Regions from separate parts of the Homo sapiens genome. Here region 2 is linked to region 1. Evidence: read pairs that join two places in POLR2A ChIA-PET (ENCODE). Cell type or tissue: OCI-LY7. All regions are shown on one strand. Links, peaks and the distances in the headings refer to the core of each region. The heading gives the core; the rest is flanking DNA. Region 1 has its middle 9.6 kb from the start of IPO7. Region 2 overlaps ZNF143 (zinc finger protein 143).

Region 1 (12,030 bases), core at 4,936-7,435:
AGATCTACAGCTGGCATGGGGCCTGTGTCTCATCCTTCATAGAGAACAGAGCACACTGGGTACAAGATCCTGTCTGGGGAGCCAGCATTCCTGTATCCAAAAAAGGAGCTTGGCCCCAGGGAGCATTCAGGAGCTAGTTGGTAGAGTGATTAGCACACTCAACCTATTTGTAGATTTTAGTTTTATTTTGTCAAGCTAGTGACACAGAGAATGTGACTTACGTGACTGGAAATTTCAGTGTGAACTCCTCTAGGGCAGAGACCACATCCATCTTTTTTGTGGTAGACACAGAAATGAATGAGTGCTCAATAAATAAGTATGAGAAGACTAATGAAAAAAGTGGTTTGTTAAGCCACTGTAAACACAATTACATAACCTTATGGTGTCCCACAATCCCAATCCCCAGCACAGCAGCCAACACAGGTATCTAAGCCTCCTTAGGCAAGGTGAAGGCTGAGAATTCAGAAAAGCATAAACCATAGTCTCAGAGTTGATTTTGAGGTAGGATGAAATTAGACAAAAATTAAGAAGAGATGCGGCCGGGCACAGTGGCTCCTCATGCCTGTAATCTCAGCACTTTGGGAGGCCGAGGCTGGCAGATCACGAGGTTGGAGAGTTAGAGACCACCCTTGCCAACATGGTGAAACCCCATCTCTACTAAAAATACAAAACTCAGCTAGACATGGTGGCGTGCACCTGTAGTCCCAGCTACTCAAGAGGATGAAGCAGAAGAATTGCTTGAACCCAGGAGGTGGAGGTTGGTTGCAGTGAGCCGAGATCACACCACTGCACTCCATCCTGGCGACAGAGTGAGATCCGTCTCAAAAAAAAAAAAAAAAAAAAAAAAGAAGAAGAAGAAGAAGAAGAGCTGGGCCTGACTCAGTGGCTCACACCTTTAATCCCAGCACTTTGGGAGGCCAAGGCAGGTGGATCACCTGAGGTCAGGAGTTCAAGACCAGCCTGGCCAACATGGTGAAACTCCATTTCTAGTAAAAATAAAAAAATTACCACAGTGTGGTGGTGCGTGCCTGTAATCCCAGCTACTTGGGAGGCTGAGGTGGGAGAATCTTTTGAACCTGGTAGGCGGAGGTTGCAGTGACCTGAGATCGCACCACTGCACGCCAGCCTGGGAGACACATTGAGACTCCATCTCAAAAAAGAAAAAAAAAGATAGTTATACCATAAGGGAATGGAAAGAATTAGTGTTCCCTTTACAGGCCCCCATTGGGGCTTTTGTGGGTAAATGCCAATGACGAGACCCTTGATGATAATTGACACGGAAAAAGTTCCCTCGTCCCCCTCTCAGAGTCTGAGATGGCGGTGTGGCTCCCTTCTTCAGTGCCTCACTGCTCAAACCTCTCAGGGAACATACAGACGGGTAAGGCTGTGGGGCTCTGAACCCACAGCAGTGTCTACTGGTGAATGTTTACAGTTCCTAAAGCCCCAGTGGGTGTGTGTTATAGGATGCTCTTTTAGTTTTGCTGTCTATAGGTGGCTTGTGTTAACCAGCTCAATTAGATCCCCTACCTTGTTGCAAGGACAGAGGACTTTCTGTATCCCCGTGTACCGGAACAATTGGATCACACCTGGGTTTGGAGAATGAGTGCAAGATTTTATTAAGTGGAGGTAGCTCTCAGCAAATGGGGGAAATGAGAAGGGGATGGAGTGGGAAGGTTTTCCCCTGGAGTCAGGCCGTTAGCGGCCTGGGTTTTCCTCCAACTGCCCCAGCCAAACTCCGCCTCCTTCTGCTTCTGCCGGTCGGTGGCCTACCGGCATGCCAGTGCCTGTTAGCGCGACCCTCTTGATGTCCAGCCACCTGTGTGTTCCTTCACCGATGTGCTCCTCTTGACGTCCAGCTGCCTGTGTATTCATCTGCTGATGTGTTCCTCTTGATGTACAGCCGCTTGTGTGTCTGCCTGCTACAGTCTCAGGGGTTTCTATAGGCACAGGATGGGGGCGTGGCAGGTCAGGGTGGTCTTGGGAAATGCAAAATTTGGGCAGGAAATGCCTGTCCTCACGCAGGTCCATAGGGGTGGAGCCCTAGTCAGGGATCATGCCTTTTTCTTTTCTTTTCTTTTTTTTGAGATGGAGTTTCTCTCTTGTTGCTCAGGCTGGAGTGCAATGGCACGATTTGGGCTCACCTCAACCTCCACCTCCCAGGTTCAAGCGATTCTGCTGCCTCAGCCTCCCTAGTAGCTGGGATTACAGGCATGTGCCACCACGCCCGGCTAATTTTGTATTTTTAGTAGACACGGGGTTTCTCCATGTTGGTCAGGCTGGTCTCGAACTCCCGACCTCAGGTGATCCGCCCACGTCGGCCTCCCAAAGTGCTGGGATTACAGGAATGAGCCACCACTCCTGGCCATGGATCATGCCTTTTTCTACTCAGCATTTACCTTCTCCGCTTCCATATCATTTAAAGGGATCACACTCTTCCCTTCCCAGCATTCCCATATCAATAGTACCAAGCACCCAAAGTCATCTTAGAGCCCAGGCTGATTTTGTCAAGATATTCACAGATATTGAAACCCCGCATTCTATACTTCCTATGTTATGCCTATTTCAAATAGTCAAAACATTTTAGACCAAATTTTTCATAAAGTTTTGGGGTTTGTTTTTTTTTTTTTTTTTTTCAAATTTTCTTTTTCTTTCTTTTCCTTTTTTTTTTTTTTTTTTTTGAGGCAAAGTCTCACTCCATCACCCAGGCTAGAGTGCAGTGGCATGATCTCCGCTCATTGCAACCTCCCCCTCCTGGGTTCAAGCGATTCTTCTGCCTCAGCCTTCTGAGTAACTGGGATTACAGGCACACACTACCACATCTGGCTAATTTGTGTATTGTTAGTAGAGACGGGGTTTCACCATGTTGGCCAGGCTAGTCTTGAACTCCTGACCTCAAGTAATCCACCCGCCTTGGCCTCCCACAGTGCCAGGATTACAGGTTGTGAGCCACAGTACCCAGCCAATTTTTCATTATATTTTTAAATAAACTAGTCCTCTTATTCATTTTTACGCCTTGGCAAGATTTGTACTCTAAACAATTCAAAACGCAGGGGGAAAAGGACAGACATCGATTCTGTTCTGAGGCATGTACACACTGTGTTGCCTCAAGTAAAACATTTCATCTCACTGTCCCTAATTTTATTTTCCATTCTGTAAAATGAGTAAATAGTCCTATCACAGGCTACGAAAATTATTCTGAAGATCAAATAAAGTTTGAAAATCTTTTGCAAGCATAAAGTTCAGTAATGTAAATTGTTGTTGGTTGTCAGGAAAGGGCTAGGGAGAAGGAAGGTAAGAGGGCAAGGAAGAGTTGAAGTGAAGAAACAGAGACTTTCTGCAGAGCATTGTTCCCGGTAGCTGCGAGTCCTCACATTCAGCAGTTTGATACCGTTTGTGAATAAAACAGTATATTCATAGGAAATCTAGTCAATCTTCTATTGAACGTAGTCACTGAAGACCATTTTCCTTTTTTTTTTTTTTTTTTTTTGAGGGACAGAGTCTTCCTATGTTTCTGACACTAGCCTCAAACTCCTGCACTCATGAGATGCTCTGGCCTCAGCCTCCCAAGTAGCGGGGACTACAGGTGCACATCACCATGCCCAGATAATTTTAAAAATTTTTTGTGGCAATAGAGTCATATTTGCCCAGGCTGGTCTCAACCTTCTGGCCTCCAGCAATCCTCCTATCTCAGCCCCTCAAAGTGCTGGAATTATAGGTGTTACAGGCGTGAGCCACTGCCTCAGTACTTACTACCAGTAAGTACTTTCTTTTTGTCTTTTTTTTTTTCACTCAGCATGTTTCTGAGATTATTTTCATGATGTTGAGTGAATCAGGAATTCCCTCCTTCTTGTTGGTAAATGGTAGTCCATTCAGTTGATATACAATTATCTATTCATCTGCTGAAGGATGTTTGGGTGGTTTCCAGTTTTTAGCTAATGTAAATAAAATTGATATGTATATTTCTATATACAAGTCTTTGTGTGAATATATGCTTTCATTTCTCTGGTAAATAGCTAGGAGTGGAATGGCTGGTTTGCATTGTAAATGTATATGTAAATTTGTAAGAAACTGTCAAACTGTTTCACAAATGGGTTGTACAATTTTATATTCCCACCAGCAATTTATGGGCATTCTGTTGTTCCACATCTTCACCAAAAGTTGGAATTCTCGGTGTTTTTAAGTGTATCCAGTGGAGAGGATATGTAGTGTTACAACATTATTCACAGTATGTAGTTCTCTGATGACTAATGATGTTGAGCATGTTTTCATGTGCTTTTTGCCATTTGTATCATCTTTTGTAAAGTGTCTGTTTCAATCTTTTGCCCATTTAAAAACTAGATTGTTGGCTGGGCGCGGTGGCTCACACCTGTAATCCCAGCACTTTGGGAGGCCGAGGCGGGCGGATCACAAGGTCAGGAGATCGAGACCATCCTGGCGAACACGGTGGAACCCCCTCTGTACTAAAAAAAATTACAAAAAATTAGCCGGGCATGGTGGCAGGCGCCTGTAGTCCCATCTACTTGGGAGGCTGAGGCAGGAGAATGGCATGAACCCAGGGGGCGGAGCTTGCAGTGAGCAGAGATCGTGACACTGCACTCCAGCCTGGGCAACAGAGCAAGACTCCATCTCAAAAACAAAACAAAACAAAACAAAACAAAACTAGATTGTTGCCTTCCTGTTACTGAGTTGTAGGAAACTCTATGAATTCATTTTGTCAGATTTCATCATTGTGTATATTTTCTTTCATTCTGTGTCATGTCTTTCCATTTTCTTTTTCCTTTTTTTTTTTTTAGACAGTCTCGTTCTGCCACCTAGGCTGGAGTGCAGTGGCGCAATCTCAGCTGACCACAACCTCTGCCTTCCAGGTTCAAGTGACTCTCCTGCCTCAGCCTCCTGAGCAGCTCGCTGGGATTACAGGCACGTGCCACTGCACCTGGCTAATTTTTGTATTTTTAGTAGAGAGGGGGTTTCACCATGTTGTCCAGGCTGGTCTTGAACTCCTGACATCAAGTGATCTGCCTGCCTCAGCCTCTTAAGTGCTGGGATTACAGGCATGAGCCACCATGCATGGCCAAGGCTACAAATCTCCACAGTACTGAATACTGTAAGCAATTGTAACACAATGGTAGTATTCATGTATCTAAACATAGAAAACATACAGTAATATGCTATTATAATCTCATGTTCACTGTCCTATATGCAATCCATTCTCCCATTCTCGACTAAACCCTCATTACATGTTGCATAACAGTAATAGATTTTTACATGTTGCTTTGCTAGGATAAACCTCATTTGGTCATGGTGTATTGTCATTTTTACATATTACTGGATTCAATTTGCTAATTTTTTTTTATTTTTTTAACAGAGTCTCACTCTGCCACCCATGCTGGAGTACAATGGTATGATCATAGCCCACTGCAGCCTCAAACTCCTGGGTTCAAGTGCTCCTTCTGCCTCAGCCTCCCAAGTAGCTAGGACTATAGGCGCATGACGCCATGCCTAGCTAATTTTTAAAAAAATTTTTTGTAAAGACAGGATTTTACCATGTTGCCAAAGCTGGTCCAAAACTCCTGGCATCAAGCAATCCTCCCACCTTGGCCTTTTGAAACTCTGGGATTACAGGTGTGAGCCACGGAGCCTAGCCAATTTGCTATTTTTTTTTTTTTGAAATGGCGTTTCGCTCTTGTTGCCCAGGGTGGAGTGCAATGGCGCGATCTCGGCTCTCTGCAACCTCTACCTCCCAGGTTCAAGCGATTCTCCTGCCTCAGCCTCTGGAACAGCTGGGATTACAGGCGCCCGCCACCACACCCGGCTAATTTTTGTATTTTTAGTAGAGATGGGGGATTCACCATGTTGGCCATGTTGTTGAGTGAGTTTTCTTGTTTTTCTTTAACAAATGTTGGGATTTGACCTGGTTAGCAATTAAATTATAGAGTTCAGTTTGATACTTACAAATCGTGTTTAAAGTTTTTTTTGTTTTTTTTTTTTTTTGAGACGGAGTCTTTGTCTTGCTCTGTCGCCAGGCTGGAGTGCAGTGGCGTGATCTTAGCTTACTGCAACTTCCGCCTCCTGGGTTCAAGTGATTCTCCTGCTTCAGCCTCCTGAGTAGCTGGGACTACAGGTGTGTGCCACCACGCCCAGCTTTTTTTTTTTTTTTTTTTTTTTTTTTTTTTTTTTTGTATTTTTAGTAGAGACGGGGTTTCACCATGTTGGCCGGGATGGTCTTGATCTCTTGACTTCGTGATCCACCTGCCTCGGCCTCCCAAAGTGCTGGGATTACAGGCGTGAGCCACCACGCCTGGCCAGTTAAAGGTTTTTAAGATCAAGTCTGCAGGGGGTGGGGGGGCAAAGGGAGGGAGAGCATTAGGACAAATACCTAATGAATGCGGGGCTTAAAACCTAATGACAAGTTGATATGTGCAGCAAACCACCATGGCACATGTATATCTATGTAATACATTCTGCACCTGTATCCCAGAACTTAAAGTCAGAAAAAAAGGGAGCGGGCACGGTGGCTCATGCCTGTAGTCCCAGCACTTTGGGAGACCGAGGAGGGCGGGTCACCTGAGGTCAGGAGTTCGAGACCAGCTTGACCAACATGGAGAAACCCTGTCTTTACTAAAAACACAAAATTAGCTGGGCATGATGACGTACTCCTGTAATCCCAGCTACATGGGAGTCTGAGGCAGGAGAATTGCTTGAACCCAGGAGGTGGAAGTTGCGGTGAGCCGAGATCGCGCCATTGCACTCCAGCCTCGGCAACAAGAACGGAACTCCGTCTCAAAAAAAAAAAAAAAAAAAAAAAAAAAAAAAAAAAGCTATACAACCATAAAAAAATAAATAAATAAAAGAAAAGATAAAATCTGTTAGTATTTACTATAGGGCTATTTTACTATACAACTAATGTGTGGCCTTTTGGGGGTTTCTACTAATGCCCCCCAAGGAATCAACAAGCTTTCTCTAGTCTAGTGTCCTAGTCCTGTGAGATCTCTAGGAACTCTTTTTTTTTTTTTTTTTTTTTTTTTTGAGACGGAGTCTAGCTCTGTCGTCCAGGCTGGAGTGCAGTGGCGCGATCTCAGCTCACTGCAAGCTCTGCCTCCCAGGTTCACGCCATTCTCCTGCCTCATTCTCCCGTGCAGCTGGGACTACAGGTGCCGGCCACCATGCCCGTCTAATTTTTTGTATTTTTAGTAGAGACAAGGTTTCACCGTCTTAGCCAGGATGGTCTCGATCTCCTGACCTCATGATCCACCCGCCTCGGCCTCCCAAAGTGCTGGGATTACAGGCGTGAGCCACCGCGCCCGGCCTCTGGGAACTCTTTAGCTAACCCCTTCCTTGGTTATTATTTGTCCAAGCTGTGAGGTTTCACCCTGCTTATAACCATCTTAATATTCAGAAAACGTGGAGGGGGACCCCATGTGGATTTCTGGAGCTCTTTTTCTGTGTAACCCCTCTTTTCAAAAACCATACTGCTATCTCCATCCACCTCAGCCTCCTAAACTTCAAACTCTTTCTCCTTGACCCAGTGAGACCACAGTGATGTTTATGGGAACCCCTTTCCTATGCTATGGTCCAGAATGAGCCTTTAAATAGAAAACTGGAGAAATTGGAGGGCTTACCTCTTTTGTCTTCCTTCTCTCAGGATCACAATTCTGATCTGCTTCTTGTCTGATGTCTGAAAACACTTGTTTCATATATGTTTTCCAGTTCCTAGTTGTTACAACAGGTGGTGTCCCTTGTTACTTCACCGTGGTTCGAAGCAGAAGACTCTTTAGCTATTACAGAGAAGTGGATATGCTCTTCGTCATCTTAAATATTCAGGGTAATTATGAGGATCAAAGGAGAAATCACCCATCAGATTTATTCTTCTAACTTACAATGGAAAAGTTTTCTTTTATCTGCTCGCTCCTAATGTGGGATAGATATGCCACTTACTTTGCATAGTCTTTTAATATGCAGAGCCAGCACAACAGGTAGACTCAAGGAAAAATAAAGTCAGAATGTTTGTGAAGTAGCTTTGGCTCCAATACCCAGAAAACTCTGACCTCAGGTCAGAGTACCCTGTCTCCCAGGCAAGAAGTCTATGGTTGGGTATTTGGTAGCCTTCATTTTCTAGGAAAACAATCTGAGAGATGACCCAGAAACTCTAGCTTTTAGGTGGCAAAAATTACTCTAGTCAGTCATAGAGCTTCACTACCATTTTCCTTTAGTAAAAGGAGCATTAGTCTCAAAGACAGACAGACTTGGGTTGAATCTGGACTCTACGGTTTCCTAGATTTAACATGATGGTCTAACAAGAAATACTCTAGATGAAGTTAATAGACAAATAGCAGACTCTGTAAAGATATTTACCACATCTAAAAGCCACAGAGCATCATTATTAGGTAGACACGTGGAATTCCTATAAGCCAATACAAATAAGACTGAAAAAAGTGGGAAAATATTAATAGGCAATTCATGGAAGAGGAAGCTTGAATTCCTGAATAGGATGTAAAGAAATATTTGAGGTGGCCAGGCACAGTGGCTCACAACTATAATCTCAGTGCTTTGGGAGGCCAAGGAAGGAGGATTGTTTGAGGCCAAGAATTCAAACACAGCCTGGGCAACTTAGCAAGACCTTGGATCATAGTTCTGCAGGCTGAACAAGAAGCATAGTGCCAGCATCTGCTCCTGGTGAGGCCTCAGGAAACTTACAATCATGACGGAAGGCGAAGGGGGAGCTGGCATATCACATGGTGAGATAGGGAAAAAAAGAGAGGAGAGGAAGTTCCAGGCTTTCTTAAACAAGCAGATCTCCTGTGAACCAATACAGCGAGATGTCAATCATTACAGTGAGAATGGCATAAAGCCATTCATGAGGGATCAGTCCCCATGAAGAAATACACCTCCCACCAAGTCCAACCTCCAACACTGGAGATTACATTTCAACATGAGATTTGGAGGGGACAAATATCCAAATGTATCAGCTGTGTTCCCAGTTCTAGGTTTATATTTCAGAGTATATTCTTTATCACTTTTTGGTGGTGGTGTTGCAGGGAGAAGTAGGCAGCAACCCAGATACCTATCACTAGGTCAATGGAAAAGACAAAAGTAGTATATTCACATCATGGAGGGCTGGTACAGTGGCTCACACCTTTAATCTCAGCACTTTGGGAGGCTGAGGTGAGAGGATCACTGGAGCCAGGAGTTCAAGATCAGCCTGGGTAACAAAATGAGACCTTGTTTCTACAAAGTGAGACTCTGTCTCAAAAAAACCCCCAAAAAACAAAGATGCAAAGCAAAAAGTGTTTATATATTTATTTATTGGGGGAGACAGAGTCTCACTCTGTCACCCAGGCTGGAGTGCAGTGGCACGATCTCGGCTCACTGCAACTTCCGCCTCCGGGTTCAAGCAATTCTCGTGCCTCAGCCTGCCAAGCAGCTGGAACTACAGGCACACGCCACCATGCCTGGCTAATTTTTTGTATTTTTAGTAGAGACGGAGTTTCACCATGTTGGTCAGGCTGGTCTCGAACTCCTCACCTCAGGTGGTCCGCCCGTCTTGGCCTCCCAAAGTGCTGGGATTACAGGCATGAGCCACTGTGCCCAGCCAGCTTTCAAGATTTATTTTCTTTGGCCAGGCACGGTGGCTCACGCCTGTAATCCCAGCACTTTGGGAGGCCAAGGTGGGCAGATCACAAGGTCAGGAGATTGAGACCATCCTGGTTAACACAGTGAAACCCTATCTCTACTAAAAATATGAAAAAATTAGCCGGGCGTGGTGGTGGGCACCTGTAGTCCGAGCTACTCGAGAGGCTGAGGCAGGAGAATGGCGTGAACCCGGGAGGCGGAGCTTGCAGTGAGCCGAGATCGCGCCACTGCACTCCAGCCTGGGTGACAAAGCAAGACTCCGTCTCAAAAAAAAAAAAAAAAAAAGATTTATTTTCTTTATCTTTGGTTTTCAACTGTTGGACTATCATGTGGCTAGGTATGGCTGTCTTTATTTTTGCCTTTTTAGATTTTTTACCATTTATGAAATTTGTTGAACTTCTTACAGCTATTCTTTTATCAGAATATATTTTGTTGCCTTGATTTCCTCAGATTTGGCCTGTCAGAGGCTCTGCAAGCTGGCTCCTGTGTCCTTGTAATGTCATCTGTTTTTATCAAATATGGAGAACTTTTGATCTTTTTTTCTTTTTTTTTGGAGATGGATGGAGTCTCACTCTGTGGCCCAGGCTGGAGTGCAATGGCATGATCTCGGTTCACTGCGACCTCTGCCTCCTGAATAGCTGGGATTACAAGCAACTGCCACCACACCTGGCTAATTTTTGTATTTTTGGTAGAAATGGGGTTTCACCATTTTGTCCAGGCTGGTCTCAAACTCCTGACCTCAGGTGATCCACCTGCCTCAGCCTCCCAAAGTGCTGGGGTTACAAGTGTGAGCCACTGCGCCCGGCTGCATTATTTCTTCAAATAGTTTTTTCTGATCCAATTGCACCCTCTTTTCTTTCTGGGACTCCAATTACATATGTATTAGGTCATTTGATATTGCTCTAAAAGTCCGAGGCCACTTTTGTTTTTAAATTTGTATAAATTTTAGGGGTGTCTGTTCATTTTTCTATAATTTCTTAACATTCTGTTCTTCAGAATGAAAACTTTCTATTGACCTATTAAGCCAAATATAATCTGCTGTAAATCCCATCCAGTTAATTTTTTATTCCGGCCATTGTAATTTTCAGTTCTAGAACTTCCATTTGGTTCTTTTTTATGGTTTCTATTTCTGTTAACTCATTAAGATTACACTTTTCTTTCTTTCCATAAATATATTTTCCTTTAATTTTTGAACTTATTTTTGATAGCTCCTTTAAATTCTTTTTCTATTTTTTTTTTTTTTTTTTTGAGACAGAGTCTCGTCCTGTTGCCCAGACTGGAGTGCAATGGTGCGATCTTGGCTCACGGCAACCTCTGCCTTGCAGGTTCAAGCAATTCTCCTGCCTTGGCCTCCTGAGTAGCTGGGAATACAGGCACGCAACACCATGCCCGGCTAATGTTTTTTTTTTTTTTGTATCTTTAATAGAGACAGGGTTTCACCATGTTGGTCAGGCTGGTCTCGAACTCCTGACCTCATGATCCGCCCTCCTGGGCCTCCCAAATTGCTGGAATTACAGATATGAGGCACCGTGCCCGGCTTTTTTGTGTGTGTATGTGAGACAGTCTTGCTCTGTCACCCAATGGCAATGGCACTGTCTCGGCTCACTGCAACTTCTGCCTCCTAGGTTCAAGCGATTCTCCTGCCTCAGCCTCCCGAGTAGCTGGGACTACAGGTGTGTGCCATCACACCTGGCTAATTTTTGTATTTTTAGTAGAGACAGGGTCTCACAATGTTGGCCAGGCTGGTCTCGAGCTCCTGATTCTCCTAATTCCTGACCTCAGGTGATCCACCCACCTCGGCCTCCCAAAGTGCTAGGATTACAGGCGTGAGCCACTGCTCCCGGCCTAAACTCTTTTTTGGTAAGTTTCACATCTGGGCCATCTTGGGTTTAATTTGTATAGACTGCTTTTTCCCCCACCTTGACTATGGATTTTATTTTCCTCATTCTTTGTATGTCTAGGCCAATTTTTTGTTTGCTTGTTTTTGTTTTGAGACAGAGTCTCACTCTGTTACCCAGGCTGGAGTGCAATGGCACTATCTTGGCTCACTGTAACCTCCGCTTCCCGGGTTCAAGTGATTCTCCTGCCTGCTTTAGCCTCCTGAGTGGCTGGGATTACAGGCACCCACCCCCCTGCCCAGCTAAATTTTTTGTATTTTTAGTAGAGACGGGGTTTCATCAGGTTGGCCAGGCTGGTCTTGAACTTCTGACTTCAGGTGATCCACCTGCTTCGGCCTCCCAAAGTACTGGGATTACAGGTGTGAGCCACTGAGCCTGTCCGGAACAACTCTCTTGGGCAATTGGACAGACAATGAATAGACTCCCTTAGGTCAATCAGATGTGTCAAAGGTGACAGAGTCCTATAGTTATAGAACAAGATGACCTAAGATGGGTCTGTGGG
Region 2 (12,030 bases), core at 9,531-12,030, 100 kb before region 1:
TGGAGGAGTCTGGATACCATAGTGAAGAACAAAAAGTTCTACCAGGCACGGCAGCTCACGTCTGTAATCCCAGCACTTTTGAGAGATTGAAGCAGGTGGATCACTTGAGCCCAGGAGTTGGAAACCAGCCTGGGCAACATGGCAAAACCCCATCTCTACAAAAAAAATATAAAAATTAGCTGGGCATGGTGGTACGTGCCTGTCATCCCAGGCTGTCATCAAGCAGGAGGACTGCTTGAACCCAGGAGGTTGAGGCTGCAGTGAGCCAAGATTGTGCCACTGCCACCCAGCCTGGGTAACAAATGAGACCCTGTCTCAAAAAAAAAAAAAAGCAAAAAAAAAAAAAAAAGCTTAAGTGTGTTATAATTCCACCATCCAGGGAAAATCACTGTTAACTTCTTGGTCTACTTCCATTCAGTATTTTTTATTTTTATTTAATTTAGAGACAGGGTCTCACTCTGTCACTCAGGCTATAGTACAGTCGCACAATCACAGCTCACTGCACCCTCCAACTCCTGGGCTCAAGTGATCCTCTTGCCTCAGCCTCCCACGTAGTTAGGACAACAGGTGAGTACCACCACACTCAGCTTGTTTTTAAAAAAAAAATTGTAGAAATGGAGTCTTGTCATGTTGTCTAGGCTGGTCTTGAATTCCTGGCCTCAAGCAATCCTCCTGCCTCAGCCTCCCAAAGTGTTTGGATTACAGGTGTGAGCCACCATGCCCAGCCCAGTGTTTTTTAAATACATATACAAGTGTAGAGTTTTATTTTAGTAGAATTGGCATCAAGCTTTATATGATTTGTAAAGGCAGATTTCAATTGAAGACTCCAAATTAAGAGAAAAGGACTCTTCTTCCTATTCTCTTCCCCTCCTTTCTAACAGCACTATGAAATGAAAGTGCTTACCAGCTTTCCACATCTGCCAAACTAAGCCCAGCTGCTCACACCTTCAGACTAGGTAGCGGCAGCAAATAACTCCAGAGAGACTCATATCTGAATCTTTTCTGTTATTCTATTGCTTCCTCCTAGGCCAATTTATTAGGAGCTTCGATTCTGGTATGAAACATATACCAGGAATTTGGCATCTAATTTAGTTAAGCCAACGAAACAATGTTGAATTCCTAACCAATGATGAGTATTGGACATTTTTTCCAAAAATGTACTTGTTTTTGCTCCCATTCTTAATGTCTATAGTGGAGACTTTAAGAACTTAGGGTAGTAAAATAAGGGTCAGAAAATTCAGTTTAGGGAGAACTACTGAGGTCTCTGAATGTGTGCCTGTGGGGTGGGGACATGGGTGACAACAGCAAGGTTTCTTATTTCTAAGCCAGCTGAAGTCACTAGCATTTGGCATGCTAAGAGAATTATAAGTAAGGGCAGTGTCCAACAGAATTATTTCCACTAGTATCTAATTACTCAAAACAGACCTCTCTTAAAGGCATTCTCACAAAGTACAGTAGGATGAATACCTGTACAAACACCCAACTAACAAAAGGAACCTCTGGAAAGAAAACTACAAAAATAGCAATGACCTACAGTATACAGTAGTTGGAAAAATAAAAGGCCAGGGAGACACAGTCAAAAAGCCATTCTGGCTTTTACCTCAATGCATAGAGTATTTGGGTGTGATAGGATTCCCTCCCCTTGTATTGGAAATGTTTCCTTGCAAAGATCTTTATCTCCAATCTAGGCTAACATTTACCTTCTCAATTCCCAAATAAATCTTTTTTTTTTCTATTTGGAACCTGCTTTGCACTACTACCTTCTTATTCTATTTCCAATTAACTACCCTTTATACCTATCCCTCCATCATAACTCCCTACCACTTCCTATCACAACATTCTAAAATAATAAATATTTAATAAATGATTGGCAAAATACCTACTTTCTAAAATGATAAATAAAATACTGTTCCTGCCTTTGTAGGGCTCTCAGTCTAGCTAGTAAAACTGTGCTATTAATGAAGGATTATAATAGAATATAATAATTGTTATCACAGGAGTCTATGAAAAGATCTAACAGGGCAAAATGCAAAAGTAGGGAGATGTAGGTTAGGGCAAGCTGTCTAGGGGTGAAATTTGAAGACTGAAGAAGAGGACTGGGGAGTGCTGTCTAGGCAGAAGGAATAGTATGGTCAAAGGTTTGGAGTGTTATCTAGAAGAAGTGGAAACAACATGAGAGTATTATGTTTACATAATAGAATGAGTTTCATGAAAATGAAAGTGTAGGACCAAGTTTGTGAAAAGCAATAAATACTACCCTGAACAGCAAGCCTAGACAATGAAAGCCAAAGGAAGGTATTAAAATATTTTAAGTAAGGGACAAGCCAAGATCACCTCTGTGTTTTATTCTAATTAGTTAATTAATTAATTTTTTTCAAGACAGGGTCTCGTTCTGTTGCCCACAATGGAGTGCAGTGGTGCAATCTCAGGTCACTGTAACCTCCGCCTCACAAGTTGAAGCAATTCTTGTGTCTCAGCCTCCCCAACGGCTGGGACTACAGGTATGTGCCACCATGCCTGGCTATCTGCGTTTTAGAAAGAGAACTACAGTAATAGCGGGGAACAGACTGAAAAGACAAATGAGGTAGGGAGCCCAAAAGAAGTTTGTATAATCATAAATATGCAGGAAAGAAGTCATAAAAACAAACCTAGGATAATGACTGTGGAATAGAAAGCAATAGCTGATTCTACAGATGTTTTAGGGGAAAAAATGGACAGAATCCAAAACTCAAAAGCTAAATTAAAAGACCAAAACTATAACAGGTATTTCAGGGTTATGCAGCATGAGATATGTGCAGTCTCTGTCAAAGAAACAGCAATCTGATATGTCATCACAAGTGAAAACTCTCAAGGGCAATTTTGAAGCTAACACCAGTGAAATACTAATCAGCTTCTAAAAACCATGTATAGAAAATGACTTCACTGGTATTTAAACTTAATGTATGTTCTGAGAATTAAGACATAACCTTGGCCGGGCGTGGTGGCTCACACAGTGGCTCCCAGCACTCTGGGAGGCCGAGGCAGGCGGATCATGAGGTCAGGAGATCGAGACCATCCTGGCTAACACGGTGAAACCCCATCTCTACTAAAAATACAAAAAATTAGCCAGGTGTGGTGGTGGGCGCCTGTAGTCCCAGCTACTCAGGATGCTGAGGCAGGAGAAGCATGAACCCGGGAGGCGGAGCTTGCAGTGAGCTGAGATCATGCCCCTGCACTCCAGCCTGGGCAATAGAGCGAGACTCCGTCTCAAAACAAACAAACAAACAAAAAGACATAACCTTAGCTCTGCCATAAACTCACCATGTAACGTTGTGCAAGATACATAGGGCCTATCTGCCTGTCTATAAAGGACATACTGTGGCCAGGTGCTGTGGCTCACGCCTGTAATCTCAGCACTTTGGGAGGCCAAGGCAGGCAGATCACTTGAGGTCAGGAGTTCGAGACCAGCCTGGCCAACATGGTGACACCCCATCTCTATTAAAAATACAAAAATTAGCCAGGCGTGGTAGCAGGCACCTGTATTCCCAGCTACTCGGGAGGCTGAGGCAGGAGAATTGCTTGAACCTGGGAGGTGGAGGTAGCAGTGAGCCAAGATCACGCCATTGCACTCCAGCCTGGGTGACAAGAGTGAAACTCCGTCTCAAAAAAAAAAAAAAAGGGCCAGGTGCAGTGGCTCACGCCTGTAATCCCAGCACTTTGGGAGGCTGAGGCAGGTGGATCACGAGGTCAGGAGATCAAGACCATCCTGGCTAACACAGTGAAACCCTATCTCTATTAAAAATACAAAAAATTAGCCAGGCGTGGTGGCGGGTGCCTGTAGTCCCAGCTACTCGGGAGGCTGAGGAAGGAGAATCGCTTGAACCCGGGTGGCAAAGGCTGCAGTGAGCCGAGATTACACCACTGCACTCCAGCCTGGGTGACAGAGTGAGACTCTGTCTCAGGGAAAAAAAAACAAAACAAAACACATTGTTCTAAGTCAATAATGTTTTTTCTTTTCTGAAGGAGTCAAACGTCTTTCGCAGATAAAATCTTACATGGCATTCTACTGTGTAAAACACACAGAAAAAGGAACTGGAGCTGCTGGCCTTGGCAGATGAGGGTGGATCAGAGATCTGCTAGTCCCTGACAGGATTCCTGATACCTCAAAAAACAGGGCTTTTATATATATATAATATATATAATATATTATATATATAATATATATAATATATATTATATATATAATATATTATATATATTATATATATAATATATTATATATAATATATATATAATATATATATAATATAATTAGCGCCTAGGACCATTATATTCTAAGGAGGTGCAAATTCCAGAGGTAGATACAAGACTGGAGCTAAGATTAAATTCCAAGGTGACCTCATAATAAAGAGGCTAACTGACATTTATTGAGCAGTTGCATTTATGTGATGCACTGTGGTGGCTGCTTTACGTACACTGTCTAATTGGCCCCCATGGCTATCCAATGAATTCAATATCAACTATGATTTACAAATAGAAAAAATGAGACTCAGAGGGGCTTAGTAATGTAACTTGCCCATGGTCAAAAGCTGGGAAGTGAGATTTGAAGGAGTTTGGCTCTAGAGCTCAAGCTATTAACCAACCAGGTTTCAGGATGCTGTAGTCCAGTGGAACCTAACTGGCAGAGCTTCTGTAATTATAGAGTGAGAGACTCAGTAGGGTTGAGGATAAACATTGCATTGTATTGTCTGGTTTAGTACTTATAATCCCATTTACTGTAACGGCCTAATGCACATGGCAGCTATAACTTACAATCTGGTGTTTGTTAACTTGTATGATGTAAATAATCTATATTCTTGGGGGAGGATAAAATAAAAACAACTTGAATTTTTAAAAATGTATTCTCTTTGAAGAAAGGAAACAATCCTAGAAGTGTGGCACCAGAGGAATTTTTAAAGAACCATGAGACACATCAGCACTGCCAGGAAGATTAAGAAACAAAAACAAGGCCAGGCACGGTGGCTCCTGCCTATAATCTTTGGGAGGCCAAGCCAGGTGGATCACTTGAGGGCAGGAGTTCAGACCAGCCTGGCCAACATGGCAAAACCTTGTCTCTACTAAAAATACAAAAACTAGCTGGGCATGGTGGTATAAGCCTGTAATTCCAGCTACTTGGGAGGCTGAGGCATGAGAATCACTTGAATCTGGGAGGCAGAGGTTGCAATGAGCCAAGATTGTGCCACTGTACTCCAGCCTGGGTGACATAGCGAGACTTCTCAAAAAAAAAAAAAAAAAAAAAGAGAGAGAGAAAAAAACAACAACAAAGCAGATTTCTAACAATAATTACTATCAGGCAGTAGATCCCTCACTTTTTATTTTTACTAATCTATACTATTTGGATTTTCTAAACATAAACATGATTACTTTTATATTTAAAAATATGTAAAATAGATACGTAGAGTAAGATTACGGGTCATTTTGGGTTTTCTTCTTTGTACTTTACCTGAATTAAAAAAAACACTAAAAATATTATCTTAAAAAATCTTTGGCGGCCGGGCGCGGTGGGTCACGCCTGTAATCCTAGCACTTTGGAAGGCCGAGGCAGGCAGATCACGAGGTCAGGAGATGGAGACCATCCTGGCTAACACAGTGAAACCCTGTCTCTACTAAAAATACAAAAAATTAGCCGGGCGTGGTGGCGGGCGCCTGTAGTCCCAGCTATGCAGGAGGCTGAAGCAGGAGAATGGCGTGAACCCGGGAGGTGGAGCTTGCAGTGAGCCAAGATCGCGCCACTGCACTCCAGCCTGGGCGACAGAGCTAGACTCCGTCTCAAAAAAAAAAAAAAATCTTTGGCCAGGTGCGGTGGCTCACGCCTGTAATCCTAGTGCTTTGGGAGGCTGAGGTGGGTGGATCACTGGAGGTCAGGAGTTCAACTGGGAGGTGGAGGTTACAGTGAGCCAAGATCAGGCCATTGCACTTCAGCTTGGGCGACAGAGTGAGACTCCATCTCAAAAAACAAAAAATAAACAAAAAAAAAAAAACACCAAACTTTTGCCCCTAAGATAACCATGGATCTAATTAATACCTTTCTTTTAGAGGTAGAAAAAAAGAGACTTAGAAAAGCAAGGTTCAGGCTGGGCACGGTGACTCACGCCTGAAATCCCAGCACTTTGGGAGGCCGAGGCAGGTGGATCACTTGAGGTCAGGAGTTTGTGATCAGCCTGGCCAACAAGGTGAAATATAAAAAACATTTTTTTAAATATTTCTTTAACAAAAATATAAAAAATTAGCCGGGCATGGTGGCACGCTCCTGTGATACCAGCTACTCAGGAGGCTGAGGCAGGTGAATCAGTTAAACCCAGGAGGCAGTGGCTGCAGTGAGCTGAGATCAGGCCACTGCACTCCAGCCTGGGCAACAAAGCAAGACCCTGTCTCAAAAAACAAAAACCACAAAAAACCAAGTACTAGGTTCTCAACCTTAAATACGGTAATTAATCATTTTAGAGAATGGTGAAGTCATGAACTTCTGATCCAGCACTAATGAAGAGAAATATAATAAGTCACAAGTGCAAGCCACATATGTGATTAAAAATTTACTGAGCTGGGTGTGGTGGCTCACGCCTGTAATCCCAGCACTTTGGGAGGCTGAGGCGGGCGGATCACGAGGTCAAGAGATTCAGACCATCCTAGCCAACATGGTGAAACCCCCTCTCTACTGAAAATACAAACGTCAGCTGTGCATGGTAGCATGTGCCTGTAGTCCCAGCTACTCGTGAGGCTGAAGCAGGAGAATCCGCTGAACCCAGGAGACGGAGGTCACAGTGAGCTGAGATCATGCCACTGCACTCCAGCCTGGTGACAGAGTGAGACTCCATCTCAAAAAAAAAAAAAAAAAAGAATTCCGGCCGGGCAAATTGGTTCACACCTATAATCCCAGGACTTTGGAATGTCAAGGCAGGAGGATAACTTGAACCAACACTGCACCATTGCACTCCAGCCTAAGCGACAGAGCAAGACTCAGTCTCAAAAAATAAATAAATAAATAAAATAGGGGTCAGGCATGGTGGCTCACACCTGTGGTCCCAGCACTTTGGGAGGCCAAGTGGGCGGATCACAATGTCAGGAGTTCGAGACCAGCCTGGCCAGCATGGTAAAACCCTGTCTCTACTAAAAATACAAAAAATTAGACAGGCACGGTGGCATGTGCCTGCAGTCTCAGCTACTCGGGAGGCTGAGCAGGAGAACTGCTTGAACTGAGCAGGTGGAGGTTGTAGTGAGCTGAGATCGCGCCACTGCACTCCAGTCTGGGTGACAGAGCGAGATGCCGTCTCCAAAAAAAAAAAAAAAAAAAAAAAAAAGGCATGTTGGCTCACACCTGTAATCCCAGCATTTTCAGAGGCTGAGGTGGGTTGATCACTGGAGGTCAGGAGTTCGAGACCAACCTGGTCAACATGACGAAACCTCATCTCTACTAAAAATACAAAAATTAGCTGGGTGTGGTGGTGCATGCCTGTAATCCCAGCTATTCGGGAGGCTGAGGCAAGAGAATCATTTGAACCCAGCAGGTGGAGGTTGCAGTCAGCCAAAATCACATCACTGCACTCCACCCTGGGCAAGAGAGTAAGACTCCATCTCAAAATACATAAATAAATATAATAATAAAATAAAACAAAAAATCTCTAGTAACCAATTGAAAAAAATTAAAAGAAACAGGTGAAATTAATAGTAATTATTTTGTTTAACACAATATGTCCAAAATATCATTTCAACGTTATCAATATAAGAAATTATTGATATTTTACATTATTTTTATCGTACTATGTCTTCAAAATCCACTTACAGCACATCTCAATTTGGACTAGTCATATTTCAAGTGCTTAACAGCCACATATGGCTAGTGGCAACCGTATTGGACATTGCAGATCTAGTCTGTAAGGAAGAGGTACAAAAGGCAAAGGAGAAAAAAGCTACAGTAAAAAAAAAAAAAAAAGAATCCCATTCAGTAGTCTTCTATTTGTCTACTGGTACCAATACCAAATGGTAATATGTCTACAGATAAAGAGTAATGGGATTTTTTGGCCGGGTGCGCTGGCTCACGCCTATAATCCCAGCACTATGGGAGGCCGAGGTGGGCGGATCATGAGGTCAGGAGATCGAGACCATCCTGGCTAACACAGTGAAACCCCATCTGTACTAAAAATACAAAAAATTAGCCAGGCATGGTGGCGGGCACCTGTAGTCCCAGCTACTCCAGACGCTGAGGCAGGAGAATGGCGTGAACCCGGGAGACGGAGCTTACAGTGAGCCGAGATCGAGCCACTGCACTCCAGCCTGGGCGACAGAGCGAGACACCGTCTTAAAAAAAAAAAAGAGTTGGGGCCGGGTACAGTAGCTCACGCCTGTAATCCCAGCACTTTGGGAAGCCAAGGCAGGCAGATCATGAGGTCAGGAGATCGAGACCATCCTGGCTAACATGGTGAAACCCTGCCTCTACTAAAAATACAAAAAATTAGCCGGGCGTGGTGGCGGGCGCCTGTAGTCCCAGCTACTCGGGAGGCTGAGGCAGGAGAATGGCGTGAACCCGGGAGGCAGAGCTTGCAGTGAGCCAAGATCGAGCCACTGCACTCCAGCCTGGGCGACAGAGTGAGACTCCACCTCAAAAAAAAAAAAAAGAGTAATGGGTTTTTTTAATGACATTTTGCCTCAGCAGTTCTGAATTCCTAGTTACGTTTTGAGTTCTGAAATTTTTTTTTTTTTTTTTGAGACAGTCTCACTCTGTTGCCCAGGCTGGGGTGCAGTGGCACAATCTTGGCTCATTGCAACCCCCACCTCCCAGGTTCAAGCGATTCTCCTGCCTCAGCTTCCCAAGTAGCTGGGATTATAGGCGCACACCACCACACCCAACTAATTCTTGTATTTTTAGTAGAGATGGGGTTTTGCCATGTTGGCCAGGTTGGTCTCAGACTCCTGACCTCAGGTGATCCACCTGCCTCGGCCTCCCAAAGTGCTAGGATTACAGGCGTGAGTCACTGGACCCAGCCTACAACTGCTTTTCTTTAAAATATTCTATTATTTTAAAATGTACTTGTCAGTTACCAATAAGACAGAGAACTTATTGGGCCACTCCAACACTCCAAGCCACTGACCTATAACTCCCGCACATATTTACCCTGTGTTTGCATCTTAGTAGAGGTTGACTTAGGTGGATTTGACATAGAACTGTATAAAAAATACTGAAGTCTCATTTTTTGGGAGGTGGGGGAGAACAGGGTCTTGCTCTGTTGCTTAGGCTGGAGTGCAGTGGCACAATCAGCTCACTATAACTTCAAACCACGGGCTCAAGGGATCCTCCTGCCCTCGCCTCCCAAACAGCTGTGACTACAAATGTGTGCCACCATGCCTTGCTAATTTTGTAATTTTTTGTAGAGATGGAGTCTCACTTTGTTGCCCGGGCTGGTCTCAAACTTCTGGGTTCAAGCAATCTTCCCACCTCAGCCTCTCAAAGTATTGTGATTACAGGTGTGAGCCACCACACCTGCCTTAAAGTCTCATTTCATTCACAAAATATGAATATGAATTGAGACCTGAAAATTTTGCTACGAATCACACAGCATCAAAGCTGATGGGCTTAGTGAACTGAAAACTGTGTTTATTCTATTGCCACTTTGTAGCATCACTTCAGCTGGTAAACAGAAATATTGGCTATTCAGCAACGCGTAGAAGCATAATATTTCTTTTTCTTTTTTCTTTTTTTTTTTTTTGAGACAGTTTCGTTCTTGTTGCCCAGGCTGGAGTGCAACAGCGCGATCTTGGCTCACTGCAACCTCTGCCTCCTGGGTTCAAGCGATTCTCCTGCCTCAGCCTCCTGAGTAGCTAGGATTATAGGCACTAGCCACCACACCTGGCTAATTTTTTGTATTTTTAGTAGAGGCAGGGTTTCACCATGTTGGCCAAGTTGGTCTCAAACTCCTGACCTCAAGTCATCCATCCGCCTCAGCCTCCCAAAGTGCTGGGATTACAGGCATGAGCCACCACGCCCGGCCAGAACCATATTTCTACAAGTGATTTCAGTGATTCCTGTTATTTTATCACTTACTATTAATATAAATGTAAAATCTTCTTGATAACCCCTAACAGTATCACTCAATGTCACTAAGTGGTCATGTTAATGCTCAAGGTTATAAATGTGACCCTGAGTAGTAACTTTAGGAGTTAAATATAATAAAACTCTGAAGAATGAAAAAAAAACTACTATAAAGGAACAGTCAACAAAATATTAGAGAAAATTGCTGAGAAAATAAAGAGCAGCATTAAAGCAGGAATGTACTACAATGATTATACAAGCTCCAAGCATACCCTCCACACGAACATCCCAACACAAAAACAATTCTTGAATAACATAAGTTTTGAATTTTTGATTGTAGGAGATATGCAAGAATGCACCTGGGACTACTTTGTACTTACTACAAAACTTTTAGAAGCACTGGTGCTCTGGGCTGTTACTTAGGTAAGGGGCAGCCAATGACTGGACCCAGGGTGAACATTTGAACCACGGGAAGCCAGCCCACAGGCCACCTGCAGACCAGGAAGCAGTCTGGTAGAAAAAGTATAAACAGCTTTGTCCAAGATTAACTAGGCTGGACTCTCCCTTCAGAAGTTGAAAAGGAAAATATGGAGGGAATCAGCTGGAAGAAGAAGAAATTTAAAAATACAAAAAGCAAAGCAGTGAGGATTATTTAGAAAGAGTCATGATGAAGTCCCAGAAAAAGTATCCACAAATTGCCATGCCATGGGTGGGGGCAGTCAGGAAGTCACCTGGTCTCCACAACTGCCTTGTCCAGAAAACTGCCTTGGAATCCAGCACACAAGCTTCACCTGGATTTCTGTGATACTTCCATTTCTTTAGCATCATTTTGCATCCACCAATGAACACTGGGACCTCAGGCAGTTTGAGAAAGCTGCTGCCCAATACATACATTGTTTTTCTGAACTGGTGAGATTTTCCTAGAGAGGTAGTGAGTTACCTATTCTTGCTTTCATCCACAGAAGGGCACAGAAATGCTAAGCTAGATTTTTATATTAAAAAGTAGCTTTACATACCTGCATTTTTTTCTCTTGCTCATTTTCTCCAATCATTCCAGTACCTGCTACACTTTCACTTCCATCAATGGACACCTATAGGAATAAAATAAAGCTTTAAAATGTTTTACATTTTGATAATGGTTTAGGCTGGTTAAGTACATGGTTCAGGGAGAAGCTTGCAAAAAAAAAGAAAAAGAAAAAAAAGTACATGGGGCTTCATTATCATTTATTTTTGTGTATATTTGAAAATTTCCATAATAGGCTGGGCATGGTGGCTCATGCCAGTAATCCTAGCACTTTGGGAGGCTGAGGCAGGAGGATCATCTGAGCCCAGGAGTTCAAGACCAGCCTGGACAAAAGAGCAAGACCCTGTCTCTATTTATTTTGTTTGTAAAGAAAAAAAAAAAGAAAATGTCCCTAACAAAAGTGAAATAAAACCTTTTAAGTTATATGAGAGATACATGTTCAATGCAGGGGAAAAAAAAAATCAGCTCTTTTGATATAAAACTTGAGACTTTACTTTTCCTAATCTATAGTTCCTACTTCTTAATTCATAAGCAGTTCCATTTACACTTTATTATTTCTTTTATAGCCCTTCATCCTCGTATATCTTTCGGTGAATTACCTGCCACTCATTTCTCTTCTATAAGTCTTTACTCCATTCCCTTTTTTTTTCCAATCTTTCCACACTTCACTTAAGATAAATGCTGATCTCTTTGATACTAACTGATTTTGACTTTGAGTTGCTAGTGTCTTTTTTTTTAATTTCTGAATTTGAGACAGGGATCTATGCTCAAACAATCCTCCCACTTTGGCCTCCCAAAGTGCTGGGAAGTTATAGGCGTGAGCCATCACGCCATGCCCAGCCAAAATTGGCCAGGTTTTTTTTGATGAGGTGTACTTTTTTGTTTTCTTTTCTTTTCATGAAAAATAAAGAAGCTATATCTGCAACATTCTTGACATTGTGAA

What was found. ChIA-PET counts read pairs that join two places held together with the same protein. Peaks named below come from ENCODE experiments on the same cell type or tissue, not always from the same donor. Only the 100,000 strongest peaks of a DNase experiment are listed, where the experiment ranks them.
Region 2: POLR2A ChIA-PET joins it to region 1 with 5 read pairs; 5 of 35 experiments call an interaction of 5 or more read pairs at or near these places.

What each region holds. Positions count from the first base shown.
Region 1 is chr11:9,369,003-9,381,032 of GRCh38, reverse strand. No RefSeq gene overlaps it. Among named protein-coding and RNA genes, the nearest start is that of IPO7, 9.6 kb to the left of the region's middle. In OCI-LY7, for the core only: no CTCF peak of the experiment used is centred there; no DNase peak of the experiment used is centred there.
Region 2 is chr11:9,478,596-9,490,625 of GRCh38, reverse strand. It overlaps ZNF143 (zinc finger protein 143), which reads right to left. Exons shown (of 16, transcript NM_003442.6): 7 at 11,080-11,154. Among named protein-coding and RNA genes, the nearest start is that of ZNF143, 24 kb to the right of the region's middle. In OCI-LY7, for the core only: no CTCF peak of the experiment used is centred there; a DNase peak (open chromatin) is centred at 10,495; H3K27ac peaks cover 1,856 bases.